Regions from separate parts of the Homo sapiens genome. Here regions 2 and 3 are each linked to region 1. The links are chromatin contacts, found by Hi-C or POLR2A ChIA-PET in ENCODE. All regions are on one chromosome and are shown on one strand. The core of a region is the stretch at or near the end of the contact, and the rest is flanking DNA. Distances in the headings are between cores, read along the strand shown.

Region 1 (3,477 bases), core at 610-3,109:
GGAAATTACATTTTCCAAATGAATTGCATAGTCTGCAAGATATGCTGAAATCTGTATAGCAAAATGCAAGCAGCTATAAAGCATGTGCCAACAGCATTATTTAAATAAATTATCTGAACATAAATACATATAGGAAAGTGTACCATCCATTATTTTAGGGGATCTCTTACAAACCTATGGAATGGTACTGCTGAGAGTTCTTATTCTTGGCTAAGCCAAGTGACTACAGTGCCTGCCAAGCAGTATATAATATTGTTTGCATTCCCGGAATAGGAATGTGATATCATCATATTAAAAAAACCCACAACAGCTGTAATTCCCCCACCAAAAAAAAAAAAAAAATCAATACCATAGCAAATTCCATCAACATTTTTATAATTGGGGCACATAACTGATTTACATTCCTGATTAAATGATTTCAAGCTTGGTTTTTACAAAAAAATTTTCGTTACTCATGTGGCAGCAAGTAGTTATCTTCTAAAGGGTGAGAAATTGTATATTGACTCCACTTAGCTTCAGGCCACCTGTTTGTAAACACCACTCAGTGTCATACTGCAGCCCTGAATCTATTCCTCAGACAAGGCTGCCTGGAAGAGGCTATATTATGTTTCTTGGGCCAGAGCGCTAACAGAAAAAAAATCCTAATAATTTCTGACTTAATATAACTTCTCAGTATATTAAAAATTCAGAAATTGGAAAGGGAAACTTTTTATTTCTCTCTCTTCTCTTTCTTTCTTTCTGGAATACTGTACTAAATTAAAGAGTTTTGAAAAAATGTGTCATCAAGCTTCCATAATAAAATTTACCTTATGAGACTGCACAATGAATCCACTATCCAAATAAGTATAAGGATTAAAAAAAAAAAAAGTACAGTGTGCATCTTTCGGTAGGAATTCCTAAGGAGTGCACCGAGTGCCAATAAATGGAATATGTAAGAGACACCCCATGTGGATTACCAATTTCCGATAATAAAAAAAGAATAGAATTAGACACCTTAAATGTCAACCGGACTGAATGTGATTAAATATTTTGTTGGTGATTTTAAAGGCACTGCTGAATCTAGTGGTGCCTCTGGATTACCATCAATTAATTCACCAGCCACCCATTTATGTATTTATTAAGAAAACATGGTGAGGAGCTGTAGCATTCACAAGAAGCTTAAGGCCAGCACAGTCACCCATTTCTAGTTACTCAGTAATTTAGAAAAATTCTGAATACTGGAATTTTCTGATTGGATCAAAAATGAAATAATAAAATTGGAAAAATTTTGCTAGGCAAGATTGTTATACTTCAAAACTTAGCACTAGACTAAAAAATGACCAAAGTGACACTAATGTATGAAAATCAATCCAAAGGTTGAACGGCACTGCTGAAGAAAAGGCTTAAAGGTATTGCGGCATCTTGTTATATTCTTTACTAGATTCTATATAAACCATTATTCTTTATATTAATTATGGTCAAAGTGACCTCCTCTTCTGTCTCCTGTCTTACTGTGTTTCCATGGGAACAGATAATGCCATGCTTAACTTCTTTAAGTAAATAATCTGGAGAAAGCCTTGAAATCTCTTTTACCAGCCTGAGCCAGCCTCAGAAAAATAGTTAGCAATATATGAAAAATGTAAGTTGTTTTGGGTTATGTCCCAGTAAGCTGACAGTCTGTTAATATCTTTTTCATGCTCAGGCAAGATGTAACTAAATAATAAAACATTTTAACATATCGTTTCTAACAATATCTGTGTTTCTCCAGAACTCTTAGTCTTTGTGTGTTTGGGGAACTCTGTGTTTAACATTCCCCCTCCACTTTGCCAGATGTCCTCCTGAAATGCTGGAAGGACGCTGCTGAACTGTAGATTTCCTTCCCACATGCAAAGAAAGTCTTTTTCAAGAATTTCATTGGCTGCTACCCAGGAAGGCAGTTGTACCGATAGCCCCTGAACACAGGAGGGCAGAGGCAGGCTGGCCTGGCAAATGTCACCACAATATCTGTGTGCCTTCAACGGCTGCCTCCTCAGCCACGATCCTGCCTCCTGCTCCACTAGGAAAGGGAGCTGTAGTTATGGCCCAGTGACAGGGACTCTCTCCAGCTTCTATCTGCTTCTCTGCATTCTGAATCTTCTTGTGAGGTGCCTTGAGGCCTTTAGAAGCTATTCTGTGGCAGAGACATTATCACGCTGTGTACTCAAACTCATGCTTCTCTTTGTATAGAGCAGTGTTGCTCCTGAGAGGTGACTGCCCTAGAGGGTGCCATGTGAGCAGTCTCATCAATGGAGTGTGAGGGGGAGTGAGGATGCCTTCTGCACAGTCCCTCAGTCTCTGCCTGCTGCTGGAATAGGCTTGGGTCTCTGAGTCACCACATGGAGGAAAGGTGCCCACAGGCCCAGAATATCTGCCTTGGACTGTTGTGTGCCCAAAAAGTAACACTTTTTTTTTTGGTTAGGCCATCTTTATACAGCAGCTGGTGTTACTCTAACCCAGTGTTCTCCAAACATTGGCCTGCATTACAAGCTCCTGGCGGGCATATTAAAACACACTTTTCTGGGCCCTACCCTCAGTTTCCAGTTCAGTTTGTCTGGGAGGAAGCCCAAGAATTAGCATTCTTCCAAGTCCCCCAGGTGGTGCTGATGCTGCTGGTGCAGAGACCACACTTTGAGAGCCACTGCTCAGACCGCTGCTCATTCTATCCCGATTCCTAAACTGGGGTTGTGGTTGGCTTGTTTGGAGAAATGCTTCTGAAAGAACCACATGCTTGGCTTGTCATTCTGGTTTTATTCCTTGATCTCCTTTTGTATGAGCCCCGACTCCATGTTCTGCACCTGGGAAGGCAGCCCTGTTGCATCCCTGTGCCCAGGTCCCATGAGCTCAGCTTGCCCCGTGCCCTGGCTATCTCCTATGGAAGATTTGGGCAAAAGGCACAGTCACTATTCTGCTTTCTTCAAATAACAGTAGCAGTAATGGGAATAGCAACAGTGGTAGTGACAGCTAATGATTTTTATGTGCCAGGCACTGAGGTAAGCATATTCTTTACACAGTATCCTTTCACCATCATGAAAACATGATACAGTCAATATGATTATTATTTCTATTTTCCAGATGATGGAAGTGAGTTTATGGGAGACAGAGGTTGCTGGTTGGAGGTAAAAGGTGTGGCTCTAGGACTATATTCCTCCATGTAATGCCACCAGGCTAGCTTAGCTCCATGTAAGTGCCGCCCATCCCAGAGAAAGGAGTAAACCAGGGACCCTACTGTAGTGGCTAGTTTGCTCCTAACAGAAGTAAAACATTCAATTTCTGGCTCTATCTGGGGAGTGTTCTGCTGGAGAGAGACTCTGCTATGAAAGCAGAGAGGATGATCCTGTTTTAAAATAAACATGCAGGTATTTTCTGCAGGACAAACTTGGGGATGATTTATGGAGAAGTTAAACTCACTCTTCAGGAAATCTTGAGGCCTGGCTGGAACCACTTAGGGATCCTACTTTC
Region 2 (3,477 bases), core at 316-2,815, 55 kb after region 1:
CTGTAAAGTTAGGCCTATTACAGGTTTGGGGATAAACACACCTTGGAGAGCTGTCTCAGAGGGCTGCTTACCCATCTTCCAAACCAGTATCCCCAAGAGAAGATGATCTCAGGAACTAGGGTCTTATCATGATCATTCCTTCTTCTCCCTGGCTTCTAGGAAGCTCAGAAACAAATTTGGCATGGAGCATTTTTTTTCTCTACCTTTTTATGGCCTTGGTTTTATTATATTTTCAGCTTACTATAATTCTACTGTATAGGTGAAATATGAGTAAATAAAGAGCATCTATGATATTTAAAAAGATCTACAAAGTGAATTCCAGACACCTCACTCACAGGTTATTGCTACATTCCCCCAGAAAATGCTGCTGCTCAATTCTCTCTCAGCAGCTGCAAAAGCCACAATTACCAAGGCAATTTTGCAATGCTGTTTTATTTCCACTTATCCTCTGGGGTGCGCAGGAGAATATTTTACCTTCGATCAAGAGGCCTCGCCGCTGCCTGCCTCACAGCCCTGCAGCACCTCATCTGGTATGCAGCACCACACAAATTGTTCATGTAATATTTTAAGGCCACAGCAGCCCCGTGCAAGAGCCCAGAGCTAGACAAAGAAAAAAATGGGCCTGGAAATCTTTGGGGGATTCACTGTGAGCTACCCAACTTAGATAAAGATTATGAGCAGAAATTTGATCTGAGAGATCAACACTAACAGAACTGAAACCAGTCAGCCGGCCTAACTTCAAATGAAGAAGAGTTGACTTTGAGGTTGCTCTTCAGTTTGGGGTACTCAGATTTTCAGAACATAAATCCAGGTCCCAGCAGAGACACAGCTGCTGGGGGCTGCCAGAGGAGAGAGCAACATAAGCACTTTTCCAGTATGGGGGCTTTGCAAATGAGATACAACTGTAAAATGCTAGGCTGCACTGTGCTGATGTTCAAGATCTCATGGTAGATTTCAATGGATTATTTTAGCACTTGGGGATAAACCTCAGCTGAAAATCTCTGTAGAGGCTGGCTCCTCCCCAGGATGCCACTTCACACCTTTGAAAAGTTACAAATAAGATATTGACTTCACATCTGGTTTCTGTGATGCCTTGGAACCCTTCTCACTGCTAGATTTTCAAGTGTTATCTGAAAATGGGAAGACATAACAATACCAATCAAAAACAAAAACATCTAATCACAGATGTGCAGAATTAATGCAAAAGCAAAATGTATCTTGGTTGTGGGCCATGGGAACTTAACAAGTCAGCAGGCCACAGTGATACACGCATAACAGCTGAGCAGGCAGGACTGTTTAAACTGGCCAGCTATCCCAACTGGCCAAGCACCTTTCCCCTGCTCATGTCCAGAGAAGCAGTTTTCAAACATTTCTGGCTCCAGAAACACCCTCACTTTCACAGAAACATCATCATTAAGGACTTAAAAGAGACCCTGATGAGGCTGAGTCTAAAATTAGCTAGGCCTTCAAACGTGAATGTGGTCCTAAAATTAGACAGGCCTTCCAGCTGGGCTTGGGCTTGGGCTTGCTGGAGCCCACAAACAGGAGGGGCCGCCTGACTTCCTTCCTGCCTTTCCAGTTAATTGGCCTTGCAGATCTTCCTGGGACTGACGCTGCAGCCTCTCAAGGGCAGGGAGGCAGAGTTAGGAGGCTCCTCTGCACCCAGGTAGGGAAGCTGGAGGTGAGGCCTAGCTGTCTTCTCCTCCTACAGTAATGGGGCAGACCAAGGAGCAATCAGAGACTTGCTGAGAGAAGCGGGACCAGCACCCAGGCTGGAAAATCATAGGATCAAGGTATAATCAAGGAGCACCTTTCATATGCCTAAATTTGGGACTGTTCATCTTTGTCAGTGTCTTATGAGGCTTCTGATTGGGTGTGAACATTGTGTTGTATTAGTGTTGAAAAGGGCCTCTGATTTACTCTAACCTTCTCATTTAATCAAGTAGGGTAAAGAATACAGTTGACCTGTGAGCATGGGTTTAATCTGTGCAGGTCCACTTATAGGTGGATTTTTTTCCAACCAAATGTGTATCCAAAACACAGCATTCGAGGGATGTGAAACCCACATATTTGGAGGGCTGACTTTTCATATACATGAGGGTTCTGCAGGATATACATGGGGCGGGGGCGGGGGGTCCTGGAACCAATCCTCCAAGTGTACTGAGGGATGACTGCAGTTTTCTTGGTACAGCTGTGATTAGAAGCCAGGTCCCCAGGATAGGGTTCTTGAGATAGAAAAATCCGTCCTTCTTTATCATCATCAGGATATTTGTGTTAAAAACAACCATTTCCTGAATGGTTTCTATGTTGCAGGTGCCCTGCTAAGCACTTAATATCCATTATTTGATTTATTCCTCCTCACAGTCCTACGAGGTCATGCTGTTACTATCTTTATTTTATAGATGAGAAAATGGAGGCAGGCTCTAGGCCGTGAAACCCAGTGCCACAAACTCACCAGAACCCCCGTTGTCTAACAGCGGATTGTGTGTTATGAAATGTCTTCATTCTAGGCTTTGTCTTCCTTCTCCATTTTGTATTGCTTTTAGTTTTTATTTTCTACTTTGTAAGGTTTTACTGAAATAAGGGGTTTTAAAGTTCTCCATATCACTGTCTACCTTAGGAAAGTCTCTGCAGTATTGGAATAACCTCAAGTCTTCTGGAGTTTGCACAGAATTTCGTGGCAATAGAGGTGGACTGCAGAAATTAAGTAAAACCTGGCAGGAATGCTCAGATAGGTCCCCCTGCCCCTCCCCACCCCCACCCGCTACTGTTTTCCCACATTCCCCCATCAGCTTTGCCTCAGGAATAGGGAGGTGAAATGCAGAGGGACAGACTGAAAAATGGAGGTGGGGAGTGTGAGGGAAGGGCAGTGAGTTCAGTCTGAGAATGTGTCCTTCCAAAGCCAGCCCCTAATTCTTGGGTTTGGCAAAGGCCTTGCGGACAGACTCCATTCACTTGGCCCAATACCCACAGATGGGAAGGCAGCACTAGGCCTAATCTCAGTATCTGTAAAAATCGCCTATAAAAATTGACACCAGAGGACAAGGCTTAATGAACCACCAACGAGGCAATGATACTGGGCCTTCTCCTAGGGCCCCTAAGCTACTTTCCTGCAAGGAACTGACCTTGCTTTGGTACCTTGGTGTCCAGAAAGTGAATCCACTTCCAAAAACCTGAAATTATTCTGAGAGAGTACTTTACTCCTCCTAAGGATTACATCCAGTAAGAATAATGGTCCTTAGTACTCATAATATTGCTTCTCATCTAATAAGCACTTGAGAACATTAATTAGAAACTCGATGGAATTCCTAAAGACTGGATGGTGGGAAATTGCTCCTGCAGTGAAGTACCTTCACAGGCTTAGCGCAGAGCTTCTGGCAGCCAAGGAAGAAGGCAGAATTCCTCCTTTTCCAGCCCCAAACTATGAAGACTTTATTTTGCATGAAGGCCAAAGGGAATAAGCTCATATTAACATCA
Region 3 (3,477 bases), core at 296-2,795, 42 kb before region 1:
ATTTACAGGCATGTGCCACTATGCCCAGCTAATTTTTGTATTTTTAGTAGAGACAGGGTTTCACCATCTTGGCCAGGCTAGTCTTAAACTCCTGACCTCGTGATCCACCCACCTCGGCCTCCCAAAGTGCTGGGATTACAGGTGTGAGCCACCGTGCCCGGCCTTATTTTCCTTTTGATAGAGCTGTGGGTTGGGGTGAGGAAGGTGTGAAACCTTATATTTGTCCCTTTCTGCTTTGTCTGCTCCTCTCCCAGTTCAAGATCGGGGCCCCTAAGACCAAGCAGCAAGTTCTGGGAAGAAAGAATCCAGCCTGAGTTGTTTTTTACCTTTAGAAGATACGGTCCCATTCTTTCGTACAGGTTGTCTTTTTCTTTTTTGCCTTGTTTGGTACATCAGTATGTATTCTCTCTCACGCCTCCCTGCCTAAAGGGTGGAAGCTACATTCAGAAACTGAGCAGAGGACTCAGCACATGCAGAGGTTCCCTCACATACATCATTAAAATACATGGTTAATGATAGCCTTCTGCTGTGCTGTACTAAACTTGAAGAATGTTCTTTGCACATATCTCTTCCATACGCTCCTAACGTCTTTACTCTGACAGACTTAAAGACAGCTCTGAGGATTTACTTTCTTAAGGAGGTGACGTGAAAAACTGAAAAGTCTTTTTTCTTTTGTGTTTTTGTTTCACTGGTGAATGGGAAGGTGTTCTGTTTGACAGTGGCAACCTTCAGCATCACCAATTAAACCTCTTTACAAATTGCAAATGATTTCTTTAACCCCAGTGTGGGAGTGTGAATTGAGCAAATAGAGGAATGTGAGGTAGCAACTTTACTATAACAGAAACAAGGACAGGAGGAGAGAAAATTCATGGAAAGCTTTTAGATCAAATTGTTTTAAACATTGCTGGCTGAAGCTGTCACTGCATTTCATTCCTCCTACCTGATCCTACAGTTCTCCCTCCTCATCCTTCCCCTCCACCAGACACACACATGCAAGGATCATAGGTGGCGATCCTGCTGGGAAGAAGGTCATCAAAAAAGATGCAAGATAAGAACATGATATATATACATATATATTTACAATTTAAGATGTTGATATCTGTTATACATAATTACCAGGGACCAGGTTATTCAGCAGTCCTAGGAACGTGGAGATAGCTCAGAGACAGAGATGAAAAGAAAATTTATAGGTTTGCTTTCCAGGAAAGAAAATTGGGTCTGAAACAACTGAAATCCTTAAAGAAACTGGAATAAAGGTTAGTTTTAAATTTGGTTACACTTAAATGGTTGACTTGCCTATCTGTCGTTAATATATCCAGTTCCAACTACAAAGAGAAAACAACCAGCAGGCATGAGCGTGAACTGCACAAGTCCTCTTGGAGAACAAGGCCTTTGCAGTTGACGTCAGTTTCTGGCCCTAACAGTTTTAAATCTGCTTTCAGAAAACTTCTCCTGGGCATGCATTCGCAGATGATCTTGTGATAAGGGGCAAGGGTTGGGCTTTTTAAGGGTGTGTCTGTTTTGAGACCTCAAGCATGCTGGACAATGTGTTGGTCAGATCCTGGTGGTACACAGTAGAACGTAAAAACAACAGAAAAGTAATACTAACAGACCATGAGCTAGATGAGTCTTGAGACTAAGACAAATGAGGAAATACAAGACTCTACGTATCCTTTAGTGGATTCCTTCAGGACGACTAATAGATACTATAAGGGTGCAGCAGCTGCACCAACATTCTGAATGCCAGGCAATTCCAGAAGTTTGAAGCTCCCTGTCAGACTCCACCACACAGCTATTAATATACAGAATCCCCCAGAAACAAATATGAGATGCAACCAAGATTTATGGATATGTTAATTACAGATTTATAATAGCAAAAACAGGAAGTTAAATGCCTGACACACAGGCGTGTGGTTCAATTATTTCACATCTACATTATACAGCCGTTAAAAATCATGTCTTTGACTTGGAACCAACCCAAATGTCCAACAACGATAGACTGGATTAAGAAAATGTGGCACATATACACCATGGAATACTATGCAGCCATAAAAAATGATGAGTTCATGTCCTTTGTAGGGACATGGATGAAATTGGAAATCATCATTCTCAGTAAACTATCACAAGAACAAAAAACCAAACACTGCATATTCTCACTCATAGATGGGAATTGAACAATGAGATCACATGGACACAGGAAGGGGAATATCACACTCTGGGGACTGTTGTGGGGTGGGGGGAGGGGGGAGGGATAGCATTGGGAGATATACCTAAGGCTAGATGACGAGTTAGTGGGTGCAGCGCACCAGCATGGCACATGTATACATATGTAACTAACCTGCACAATGTGCACATGTACCCTAAAACTTAAAGTATAATAAAAAAAAAATCATGTCTTTGAGGAACATTTGGTGACAAGAAAAATATTTATAATAATATAATGAAAAATCAAAAAGGTACAAAACTGAAGACAAGATGATAGTATTTATTTATTCATTTATTTATGGGCTTTTCCCTCTGGTCATATACATGACTGGAAAAAACTAAAATAAAGCGTTAATGGTGGTTATCTCTGAGTAATGAGATACCAAGATTTTTTTTCCTTACCCCTATATTCTTTTCTTTCTATAATTTGCAAGCTTCAAACATACTTTTGCTTTTTACTTTTATAATAAAACATAGTGGTTTTAAAAACACAATTGTCAGCTCTCACAAGAACACCCAGCTAAGTTGGCACCAGTCCACTGTATAATTGTTATTAATAAATGATAATGCATGAAATTCCTGCCCCCAGATATAAATAATTATAATGAAAAATAATTTATTTGTCTCAGACAATAGCCTTTGGTCCAGAGGCTTTAAACCTTGTGTTCTGCCTTAAAATTCATCCTGCCAAAAGTCCTGTCTGCTATATTAAATACTTTGTTATTTGTTGAGACAGGGTCTCGCTCTGTCACCTACGTTGGAGTGCAGTGGTGTGATCTCGGCTCACTGCAACCTCTGCCTCCTGGGCTCAAGTGATCCTCCTGCTTCAGCCTCCCAAGTAGCTGGGACTACAGGTGCGCCATGTTGCCCAGTCTGGTCTTGAACTCCTAGGCTCAAGAGATCCGCCCACCTCGGCCTCCCAAAGTGCTGGGAATACAGACATGAACCTCCACACCCAGCCTATATTAAATACTATTGATGCATGAAGAGAGAATTAATACTTGTTGAGTATGTACTCTAGGCTTGGTGTTAATGTACATGGTTTCATTTAACACACAAATGAGGAAGGTGAAGTTCAGAAATAATTTGTCTCAGTCACATGGCTACTCAGTGATCAAAATGGATTCAAACCCTCTCAGTCGGGTCTGAAGGCCTCGTCTCTTTTGACCACCACAAGGCTGGTGGCAACTTCAGATGAGACGTAGACTTCATTTCAGACATTTAAGAATAGATTTGCAAAATATTGCCAGTGCTCCTAATGTGAGGGCAAAA

The links. Hi-C counts contacts between places; a loop is a spot of excess contacts on that map. ChIA-PET counts read pairs that join two places held with the same protein, here RNA polymerase II (POLR2A). Pooled maps may share reads with other maps.
Region 2: a loop to region 1 is called in a map of A673, with 2.9 times the contacts of the local background. The contact joins two enhancer-like sites. A Hi-C loop is called at or near these places in 2 of 168 maps with a recorded cell type or tissue (A673 and endothelial cell of umbilical vein), 1 of 37 single-sample maps with no recorded cell type and 2 of 50 pooled maps. POLR2A ChIA-PET finds 5 or more read pairs at or near these places in 3 of 52 experiments (CD8-positive, alpha-beta memory T cell, GM12878 and activated CD8-positive, alpha-beta memory T cell).
Region 3: POLR2A ChIA-PET joins it to region 1 with 11 read pairs in activated CD4-positive, alpha-beta T cell. The contact joins two enhancer-like sites. A Hi-C loop is called at or near these places in 2 of 168 maps with a recorded cell type or tissue (PC-3 and endothelial cell of umbilical vein) and 1 of 50 pooled maps. POLR2A ChIA-PET finds 5 or more read pairs at or near these places in 2 of 52 experiments (AG04450 and activated CD4-positive, alpha-beta T cell).

The regions. Positions count from the first base shown.
Region 1 is chr13:43,301,257-43,304,733 of GRCh38, forward strand. The region is part of intron 11 of ENOX1 (ecto-NOX disulfide-thiol exchanger 1); the gene reads right to left. Among named protein-coding and RNA genes, the nearest start is that of ENOX1-AS2, 150 kb to the right of the region's middle. RefSeq lists an enhancer at 2,021-2,250. Within about 2 kb of position 1,860, at least 10 of the 41 ENCODE cell types and tissues checked have a DNase peak (open chromatin) inside an H3K27ac peak, as active enhancers do.
Region 2 is chr13:43,356,326-43,359,802 of GRCh38, forward strand. The region is part of intron 7 of ENOX1 (ecto-NOX disulfide-thiol exchanger 1); the gene reads right to left. Among named protein-coding and RNA genes, the nearest start is that of ENOX1-AS2, 91 kb to the right of the region's middle. RefSeq lists an enhancer at 3,186-3,477. Within about 2 kb of position 1,566, at least 3 of the 41 ENCODE cell types and tissues checked have a DNase peak (open chromatin) inside an H3K27ac peak, as active enhancers do.
Region 3 is chr13:43,259,611-43,263,087 of GRCh38, forward strand. The region is part of intron 14 of ENOX1 (ecto-NOX disulfide-thiol exchanger 1); the gene reads right to left. Among named protein-coding and RNA genes, the nearest start is that of LINC00400, 150 kb to the left of the region's middle. Within about 2 kb of position 1,546, at least 3 of the 41 ENCODE cell types and tissues checked have a DNase peak (open chromatin) inside an H3K27ac peak, as active enhancers do.